2 separate regions of the Homo sapiens genome follow, and region 2 is linked to region 1. Evidence: chromatin loops called from intact Hi-C (ENCODE). Cell type or tissue: heart right ventricle. All regions are shown on one strand.

Region 1 (5,000 bases):
GGATGCCCACATGCCGGGGTGATTAGAAAGTGATTCATGCAAGGAGGGCAGGGTCATGCCACCTGGCTGTGCACTGGGGGAGGGCGACGCCTGGGTTCACGGCGCTCGCCGTGGTATCCTCGGGTAGATGAATGCATGGATGGACGCTGGACAAGATGCAATGGGCCAGGAGCTCCTGCCCATGCTGCTTTGGAAGATGGCTGGGAGGAAAACGCCCACCTGCCAGACCCTTTCTTATTAGCCTGAGCTTTCTGCAAGTTTGATTGTTTTGCAGGATGCTAAGAGTGAGTGCCACTTTAAAGCAGGAGCCCTGGGAACCTGCATGCCTCCCCCTGGTCCTGGCCCGGCTTCTGACTCGCTGCTCCTGGAAGCACATGGTTTCATACCAAGGACCACCACCACCATGTCCTGCCGCCTCCTGCACCCCACCCCTACGTGGTTCTCAGGCTGACCCCTGCCTAACCAGCTCCGCTCCAAGGACCAGACAAGCCCGTGACTGCCTGGGGCAAGGCTCTCAGGGATTGGAGGTGAATCCCACATTGTCAATGGAGGATTTGGTGAGGAAGGTCACCATCCCTAAGAATGGGGGGGCATCCCTTGATGTTCCTACGAAGGGACACAGTACTCACCCACCCACCCACCCTCCAGCAAGAAAGCCAATGTGGCTGCCCCCGAACAAGGAAGGACAACGGCCACCCTCTTGAAACACCATCTGTGTATCTCTAGAGGACCCAGCTTCCCTTTTGTGATGGGATGAGGGACTGACCCAGTGGTCAAGGGCATGGGAGACTAGAGAAACAGCCTGTGCCCAGGAGAGATGGTGGGCACTCCCACCTGTGGGCCACCTAGTCCTGCCCCCTTCACTTTGTCCCTCCAGAGATAATGAGGAGATGAGGCATCCTCTAAGTGTCCCAAAGAGCAGCATCGGTGACCCGTGTGTCCCAGATTCTGCTTCAACCAACACGAGCCCCAGGGCCACACCTCCCAGGGGAGCCGGGATGGGCTATTTCTGGCATCTGCTCTGCCTGCTGTGTGGCCTGCCCACTGTGCCCAAGTTGGCTTCTGACTCATACCTGCTCCCAGCTCCCTTGGGGAGGGAGGCCTGTAGGGAAGAGAGACTCAGTTTAACCTTGACCCAGCTACTCCAGGAGGGTTTTCGGAGCCAGGCATCGGTCCTCTATCCTGCACCGTCTTTTTCCAGCGGCGGATGGGGAACAGGTGTCAGGGAGGGCTGATGGGGCCCCAGGTCCATCCTCTTACCTTGGAATTCTTCAATAGGCATCACTTGAGGAGATTTGGGCTTGAGCTGGAAAAGTTTGTAGCCCTTGGCAGGGGCAGGGGCAGCGGCAGGGGTGCCCACAGCTTGGAGAGATGAGAAACAGGTTCTTTCGTCTGTCATGGTCCCACTGCCCAGGGAAGAGCCCAGCAAAGGCTTCCGAGCCGCCCTGGGCCAGCTCTAGGGCAGGCAGCCTTGTCGCCTGCTCAGATGTGAGGGAGGGAGAGGCCCCTCTGGCCTCAAATCACACAGCCCCTCTCCTCGAAGAGCCCAGGGAGGTGGGGCCCCTTCCTGAAGGAAACACAGCACATCCCAAGCTTGCAAATCAGCCCTGCCCTTGGTCCCCTCTCTGAGACCATGGACACATCTGGCTGGATTAATCCTCCAAATGACTTCTGTAACCCCTGACACCCCCGCGCCCTGCTAAGACCTTCTTGGAAGCCAAACTGTTTTTAGATAGATTGACATCACATTGCACACCACGCCCGTCTCTTGCTCTCCCCACCGCCTCTCCAAACTTCCTGGAGCATCAAACCCAGAGACTAAACTTGGCATTTAAGGACTTTGGCATCTCCCTTCCTTTCTGAAACACTCTTCCTGCTCCAGCCGAAGTGAATCCTTCGCTGTCCCTGGAGTCCCACTCGCAAGTGCTGTCAAGCCAGGAACACGGACGGCACCTGCCTTCCACTGCCCAGAATCCCGCTGGGACCCCAACGCCCTATCTGTGGGTGAGCAGGCCACTGTCCCGGGATCGTCACTACCTTGGCTTCCCTCTGGGGGTCTGTGGTGCCCTGGTTGGCCCAGGGTAGGGAAGCGATGGCTCCCGCCAGCTCTGTCTCCATCACCACAGAGGACACCAGGCCCAGGTCCTCCAGGTTTCTAGGAACCGAGCCTCAGACCCTCTCTAAACATGCTTCCAGCGCCAGAGCTTCCTGCCAGTAGAGGGCGCTCAAAGCCCTGCTCGCTGCTCAGAGCTGGGGCTGGAGGAAATTTGAACATGTGAGCTGGAAGGAACAGCTCACCTGTTCCCTAGACCTCAGGCCCTAATTCCCCACCCAGGCTTGGTGAGCTGGGGCCAGGGACAATTTCCCTTCTGGAGAGTCGGGCAGGCCTGCGCGTTTCCTTGGCATGTCTGTCTATGGCTACAGATGAGCCCTGTGTCTCCTCCCACGTAGCAGGAGGATGTCAGTGTCTTCCAGGACCCCGCCCTCCCTCCTTTAACCCACACATTTTCCACTTTGTCAGGCTCCCTGCCATCCCACTGCCAAGCCTTTGCCCCGGCTGGCCCTGCGGCCTGGAATGTGCTGCCTTCTCCCTTCACCCACCACAGTCCACCCTCCGAGGTCTCATGGCCCCCGCTCCTGCAGGAAGCCCCCTCTGACTCTCTGATCCAGCAACTGCCCAGGTGTCCTGTGAGCAAGGGCAGCTGGAGAGGGGGGTTCCTGTCGTGGGAGGCGGGGCCTCTACCAGACTCCGAAGCCCTCGGAGGGAGTGCTGGTGGAAGGGCTTGGCGTGGGGGTGCCACATGGAACCTCTTGAAGCAGGTGAGCTTGGGGGCAGAGCTGGTAGACCTGCTCTACCAGGCCGCTCCCTCACCACTGTGCCCTAGAGCTCCCCAGGCACCGACATTCTACACCCGTGCCCTCAGTTGGTTCCTGCGGCCCCCCTCCAACCTCAGGTCCCCACCATGCACACCTGCTACTTCCACTACAGAGGGAGGGGCCTACGAGTCTAAGAGGGCGCTTCCCCGGGGTCTCAGGCCCATCACAGGCCTTGCCCCCCCATACCTTCTGCACGGGAGGCCACCTGGGACCACCTGCTCGAGAGAGGGGCAGCCGTAGATGGCCTGGTCCACTCTTGGGGGGAAGAAGAGAAGAAACCAAGTTATGCGAGGGGGTGGTGCTGAGGGAAGCTGGGTACATACTGAGGCATCACAGCCCCGCACCCCACAGGCCCCTTAGAAGCAGCAGCACTATAAGGAGAGGCTCTGTCTACACTGGCCAAAGGAATTGGGTCCAAATCTACTACATAGGCAGCATCTACACTATTTCAGCCTGTGGAGGGCACATGCAGACTTAAAGCCCGATAGATGAGAGGTGAACCCATGCCTGAGAATCTGCATATTCTTCAGCGAGACCCTTCTACACTCCCTGTGCCGTCCCCGTTCTGACTGAAGGACAGAGCTAGACCAGGTCCCGCCTCTGGGCCCAGACCTCTCTGAGCTGATGTCTCTGGCTAATGGCTGCGAAGTGGGACATGTGTTCCGGCCAAGATCTTACATGTGTCCAGAAGTGTCCTGGAAGGTGTCCTTCCTGTCCAGCCGCAATCCAGGGACCGGAGCCTTCCCCAGCATCTGACCTGCTTCCCTGATCACTGCCCTTCTACCTTCCTGACCCCTGGCCTGGCCCATTTTCACCAGGGACCCCAGCATGAACCAGTGACACAACGCTCAGCCCGTAGACTAACGGGACACACAGCCAGCAAGGCAGGCAGGCAGGGCTGGCAAAGAACTGCCCTGTGCCCAAATTTCAAAGGACAAACCCAGAGGGACAGGGGAGCGCTGCTGTTTTCCGCTTCTTGAAGGGATTATACACAACGGTGGCTGTGGGGAAAGAAAAGGAAAAGCTACCAGCTAACAAGTGCGGAAGACTTTCCAGCTGGGAGCGGGGAGCTTTGGACATGAATTGACTTTAATATGATGTTCAGTGGGAAGATGAGGCCGCCAGGCCCAAATTGGCAAGGGCTTAATTAGAGCCATGAGAAAGCCAGCCCTGAAGGCATTTGCTTCAGAGCCTGTCTCCCTCCATCCTCCGTGGCCCAGCCCAGGAAAGGATTAGTGTCTCCAGCGGCGTTTTCCGCCCGCAGCGCTGTCCTCCAGACAGCTTGACATTGGCAGGCGGGAGAAACATCTGGCCCAGGAGTTCAGAGGCCCAGCTGGACTCTGTTCAAAGAGCCCGAAGCACCTGTTGGGAGGCACTCGGGGGTATTCAGGATCTTTCAGGGACCAGGGTCTTGGGGAGGGAGAGAGTCCTGGCTTGGCTGCCCAGGGACACACTCAGGTGTGTGGGAAGCAAGTTCTCGCCATGGCCTGTGTGCTGTGCCAAGGCCCCATGGAAGCCCGGTCTGCTCCTTTGGAACTGGGAAGCCCTGCAAGCCAGGCCTTGGAGACAGCACTACTTGGCCGGGTGCGGTGGCTCACGCCTGGAATCCCAGCACTTTGGGAGGCTGAGGCGGGTGGATCACTTGAGGTCAGGAGTTCAACACCAGCCTGACCAACATGGTGAAACCCTGTCTCTCTAAAAAGACAAAAAGTAGCTGAACATGGTGACAGGTGCCTGTAATCCCAGCTACTCGGGAGGCTGAGGCAGGAGAATTGCTTGAACCTGGGGGGGCGGAGGTTGCAGTGAGCTGAGATTGCTCCATTGCACTCCAGCCTCAGCGACAAGAGCGAAACTCCATCTCAAAAAAAAAAAAAAAAAAGATAGCTCTACCTCATAGCCCCTGGAGGCCTCAGGACAATAGCTTTGGGTGGCTGAGTTGGCGAGCCCTGAGTTCAAATCCTGCCCGTGCCTCTCCATAATTCTGAGACCTTGAGCAGCTGCCCCTTTTTTCTTCTGAAACAGCTTGATTGAGGTGTAATTTACATATCATAAAATCCAGCTGCTTCTTCCTAAGCCTCGATCCCCTCACCTGTGGGACTAGGAAAATAACAGCCTCCATCTCA
Region 2 (5,000 bases), 400 kb after region 1:
CTCCCCTTCCCGCCACCTCTACCCTTAGCAGCCAGGGCGGGGCCTGTGCCTGGCTCAGCCAATCAAATGCTTCCTTCTGGTTTCGAATTTTGGGCAAATGGAGATCATTGAGAGTGCACATTTAGCTTGGCTCTGGGCTGTGGTTCCAGCTGCCCCACTGGCTGTGGCTTCCACCATTCCCTGCCTCCCCGTGGATTCCAATAGCTTCAGCTCTCCCTCCAGTTCCTCTGCTGTGTAAGACGCCAGAGCCAGTTTAGGCTGTTGCAGCCCAACGTCCTGGCTGTCTGAAAGCAAAAGGGGCACATTGGGGGCCAGCGCCCCCAGCAGGACACTGGACACACGCCTGGGGGACATACATAGCTGCCCGAGGTAGTGAGGTCCCCATCAAGAGAAGCAAACAAGCACAGGCTGGAAGCCTCCTTGACAGGAATGATACCTTGACTTAGTGCAGATGCAACAAGCCTGTTAGAGAAAAATGAGCTGCTGCTGCTGCTGCTGCTGTTTTTGTTGTTGTTACAATTGGTCACAGCTATGACGATGATTCAGCCTAAACCGCAGCACCCGCCCAGCCCCATCTTTGGTTTCCAGGCTGAGACTGAGTGTCCCTCAGGTGGAAAGAGAAGGCTGAGTCTGTTCCTGGAAGAATCTTCGTCATTTCTGTGGGACAAGTCTCCCCATGAGTTCAGGGTTGGCTCTATCCTGAACCCACCATAGGGGCCCAGCTTTCAAAATGTGTGGGTGGTTTTGTTTTCAAAGAGAGAGAAGGCGGTGGGCAGGAAGCACCATCCCAGATCTGCTGTCACCACCAGATAATCTGTTGTCATAAACCCCAGAACTTTCCATGAGGCTGCTCAAATGTGCTCGGCCTTCCCAGGCCGGTGTTACGGCCAGGCCGCCTCCTGCTTGCAGCTGGTGAGGACGGACAGGGCATGCTGTGGCCTCTGTGAGGTCGCAGGCCCAGGCGTGTGAAGGAAGAGAAGACACAGGGTCCCCATGACCTCCAGAGAGGCCTCCTCGCCCTGTCCTGGCCAGGCCTGCCCCGGAAGCACCCCTTGCGGGCAGTTAGAGCAGCGACGTCCCCGAGCGGCACCTGGTTTCCTCTCCAAGCTCAGCTGCAGCTGGGGTGGCGGCAGGACCTCGGCTGGGTCCTCACCAGCCCTGGGCCTCCCTGGCAAAGTGGGCTGTGGACGCTGGGCAGGCCAGACCCCAGACTCCTGGCTCCCTCACCCAGGCCTGGGAGTGGTTCTCAGTTTGCTCAGTGCCCCCCAGCCCCACCTGAGATCAGGTCCTTATGGCCTGGAGCCAGGGGATCTGCAGCTCCCCTCCCCTCTCCCTGCCCTCTCGAAGCCCACGGCAGAAGCACCCCCTGGGTCGGACCATGCCAGGGTGCCCTCTGGATCGGACCAGGTTCCAGCTCCTCAGACAGCGGGAGACGCCTGCTCACCTCTCCCCAGCCCCCTCTCCCTCTCCACACCCTGTCCCCTCCCTGGGAAGGCTGCACCCCTCTGTTCCCAGCCACTCACTCCCTCGAGGCCCGCTCAGTCCTCCCTGCAGTGGCCTCCCTGCCTGGGGGCTTCACTGACGGCAGCAAACGTTGCTCAGGCTCGGTGGGTGGCGCTGTGTGTTCAGCCCGGGGCCTCCGGCGTGCTGGTGTCAGCCAGCGTGGGACCTGCTCAAGGTAAGCCCTCAGGCAGTGGTGCTGAACGACTGAATGAATGAATGAATTCTGGCCTAGAAGGTGGGACGGGCATGGAGCTGCACAGCAGTGCTCCCAGGAAGACGCTAATATGGGAGGGGCTCTGGAAGGCTGAGCAGGGGCATCTGCTGAGAGCAGAACCAGAGGCTGAGGAGTGGGGAAGGGTCAGGCCGGGAGAGAGGGTGAGGTGGGCGGGGCTGAGGCCACCCGCGGATCCTTGGGGGAGCTTGGAAAAGGGGCCGTGGCTGCCCCCTCAGGACGAGCTGGGCCCCTTGGGGATGGGGGTCCGCCTGACGCCCCCCCCCCCCGCCCCAGGTCCAGCCCCGGAAGCCTGTCATCTGCACGGTGAGCTCTGATGACTGAGTCTCACTTTCCAAAGAGGCTTCCTCACCACAAGGCTCTCCTGTCCTCCCTGAAGGGACCTCTGTAGCCAGGTGTTGGCAGCGTCACCCCACGCGTCACTCAGGGCAGCTCGTAAGCCAGCAGTCCACGAATAAAACAGCGACCACCAGGAACCCTATTTATGGTCCTGATAAGTCCAGAGCCAGGCGCTGACCCAGGGCCTGCCTTGCTCCTCCCATTCCATCTGCACAGCAGCCCTGCATGGGGACGGGACTGCCGTGAGCCCACTTCCCAGAGGAGGAAACGGAGATGTCCAGGGGCAAACTCGAGTCACACTGCTGAGAAGTGAGGTCCCACGCCCTTCGAAGCAACACGGAGTGTTTAGAGAAGCTCAGGACAGTGATTGATCTAAGGTGAGGGTGGGGGATGGCAGGAGCAGAGGGGACACCCAGAGCTGAGAACAGAGCAGAGGGCTGTGTGTTTTGGGGGAGACAGCAGGAGCTGGGAACAGAGCAGAGACTTGTACATTCTGGGGGTGTCCAGGGCTTGCTTGGGAATCTTTCTCCCAGAAAAAGCTGACAGACACTCAAGATGTGCAGGCTGTTCCCGGGCTAACAGTCCGCAAGCCCAGGCACAGACTGGCAAGGTCACGATCAGCCCCAGCCCAGGCTCCCCTGGCCGGGCCAGGAAGGCAGGAGGGCAATAGAGACATGGAGCCCAGGCCCCCGCTCCCGTCCCTTCCCCAGACCCCACATGTCACGAGCAGTCTGGCTCCTTGTACTCTCCAGAATCCCTTGCCTGTCTCCAGCCCTCGGTTGTAACTCCAGAGAGGGCTGCTGCCATGTTTCACCTGAGCACCCCTGCCCTGCCTCCCAGTGGCCACTCGAGTCCCACTGCCTCTTCCCGCCATCAGCCTGCAGCAGCCACAATGCAGACAGGGGCACCGCCCAGCCTGACCTGGTCTCCGTCCTGCCAATCCCTGCCCCTGCCCCTGCTCCTGGCTATGCCCTGACGGGTCCTAGGCTGGACCTCAGATGCTCAAAGATGCCAGGCTGCTCCAGCTCCTGCTTCTCCCCAACAGGGCTCAGATCATCCAGCCCATCCCACTTTCCCACTAACTGCACATGTGTCAGACTCAAATGCACCTTCCTCCGGGAAGCAGTCCATGATTAGACACCCGCCCCCCATGGCCATCAGAGCCCATACCCCCCCATAGTAGAATTTATACCTGTTCATCTGCTCCCCCACCCCAGAACAGTGAGCACCAGGACAGGGCCTATGCCTGCCCAGCTCACGGCAGGCCCAGCTCCTCCCAAGTAAACTAACGAGGGCCTTTTTTTTGGTGGTGGAGACAGGGTCTTGCTCTGTCACCCGGGCTGGAGTGCAGTGGTGCAATCATGGCTCACTGCAGCCTTGACCTCCCAGGCTCAAGTGATCCTCCCGCCCCAGCCTCCCGAGTAGCTGGGACTACAGGCATGCATCACCATGCCCGGCTAATTTTTTAATTTTTTTGTAGAGATGGGGTCTCACTATGTTGCCCAGGCCAGAGGGTCCTTCCCTCTGCAGCCCAGGGACGTGAAATGAGAGAAAGGGGGTCTGTGGGTGCCAGCGCTCGCCTGCTGTGTCCTGGGTCCTCCAAAACATCCAGCCAGCTCCGGGCAGGTGCGGTGATCCTCAGGGCATGTGCAGGTGGCCCTGTGACACCGGCCGCCACTCTCGTTTCCCCAGAGTTACCTCCAAAGGGAACCTCACGCCTCATCTCAGAGCAGTTGGTGGTGCAGGCTGAGCTGATGTGGTCACGTTGTTTTTGCAGGCGAGGTCTGAATCCAGAGACTAGGCGTCAGGGTCTTCTAGGGGGGCCAGAGCAGAGCCAGGTGCCCGAGTCTCAGCCACAGGGCCTCGCCGGGCTCCTCCCAGGAGGACGAGCACCACGCTACCGAGGACGAGGACGGGGTTAGGGCTTCCCACGTGTAGATCACTCTCGCTTCACTGAATCCTCACAGGAACCCAGGAGGGAAGACTGTGTTATTTTTTCCTTTCACTGATAGAGAAACTGACGCTTGGAGTGGATAAGAAACTTGCCCCAGATCACAAGCTAAGAAGTAGAGGAGGCGTAGGCCGGGCGCTGTGGCTCACGCCTATAGTCCCAGCGCTTTGGGAGGCTGAGGCAGGCGGGTTGCTTTAGCCCAGGAGGCCGACTGCAGTAAGCCGTGATCGTGCCACTGCACTTCAGTCTGGGCGACAGAGCGACTCCCTGTCTCAAAAAAAAAAAAAAAAGTAGAGGAGGCGGATTCCACCCCAGGGTTGCGTGCTCCAGAGCTGCGTTGCTTCTTCCTTCAGGACACGTCCTGTCAGGTGGGGTCAGGAGGGTACCAGGAAGGAAGAGACAGAAGGCCATAGGGAATTCAGAAGGGGGAGCGTGTGCCCTTGTCTGGACATCCAAGAGGGCTTCTTGGAGGTTGTGGCATTTGAAATGAGCCTGGAAACATAAGTAGGGTTTGACCAAGAGAAGTCAGAGTTGGGAAAATCCGTGGGAAACTATCAGGGGGGTCCCAGAAGCTGTGGACACCCGAGGGCCCCACGTGCCTGGCACACCCAGCACCTCCTTCAGCAGAGGAGGTGGAATTCCAACACCGTGCAGCTGGCCTGCGCCTTCCCAGAGGCTGGGTGTGCAGGGAGGAGAGAGGACAGAGAAGCCCCAAGTCCCCGGGCCGGAGTTGGGGAGATCGCGTGAGTCTGAATCTGGCTTGCACAAACCCCAGGCCCTCTCCCGGCTCCCAGCATCACTGGCAAAGTTGTGTGGCTGTGGAGGGAGGGTCTGGAGCCCCCATTAAAGGCCCAGGATCCCGCAGGCTCCACACCCTGCAGAAGGCCTAAGGCTGAGCGTCTGGGGGAGGGGGAGAGAGGAGGGCCCCGGACAGCCTCCGAACTTTGCATCCGCTCCAAGTAAAGGGAAAACACA

The links. A loop is a pair of places that touch in the nucleus more often than their neighbours do. Peaks named below come from ENCODE experiments on the same cell type or tissue, not always from the same donor. Only the 100,000 strongest peaks of a DNase experiment are listed, where the experiment ranks them.
Region 2: a loop joins it to region 1, with 3 times the contacts of the local background. A loop is called at or near these places in 12 of 110 quality-filtered maps.

The regions. Positions count from the first base shown.
Region 1 is chr9:132,233,783-132,238,782 of GRCh38, reverse strand. The region is part of intron 5 of NTNG2 (netrin G2); the gene reads right to left. Among named protein-coding and RNA genes, the nearest start is that of NTNG2, 74 kb to the right of the region's middle. In heart right ventricle, CTCF peaks have their summits at 1,996 and 2,210 (motif pointing right); DNase peaks (open chromatin) are centred at 1,024 and 2,222; H3K27me3 peaks cover 824 bases.
Region 2 is chr9:131,835,414-131,840,413 of GRCh38, reverse strand. No RefSeq gene overlaps it. Among named protein-coding and RNA genes, the nearest start is that of RAPGEF1, 98 kb to the right of the region's middle. RefSeq lists an enhancer at 2,216-2,754. In heart right ventricle, a CTCF peak has its summit at 2,905 (motif pointing left); DNase peaks (open chromatin) are centred at 603 and 760; H3K27me3 peaks cover 2,805 bases.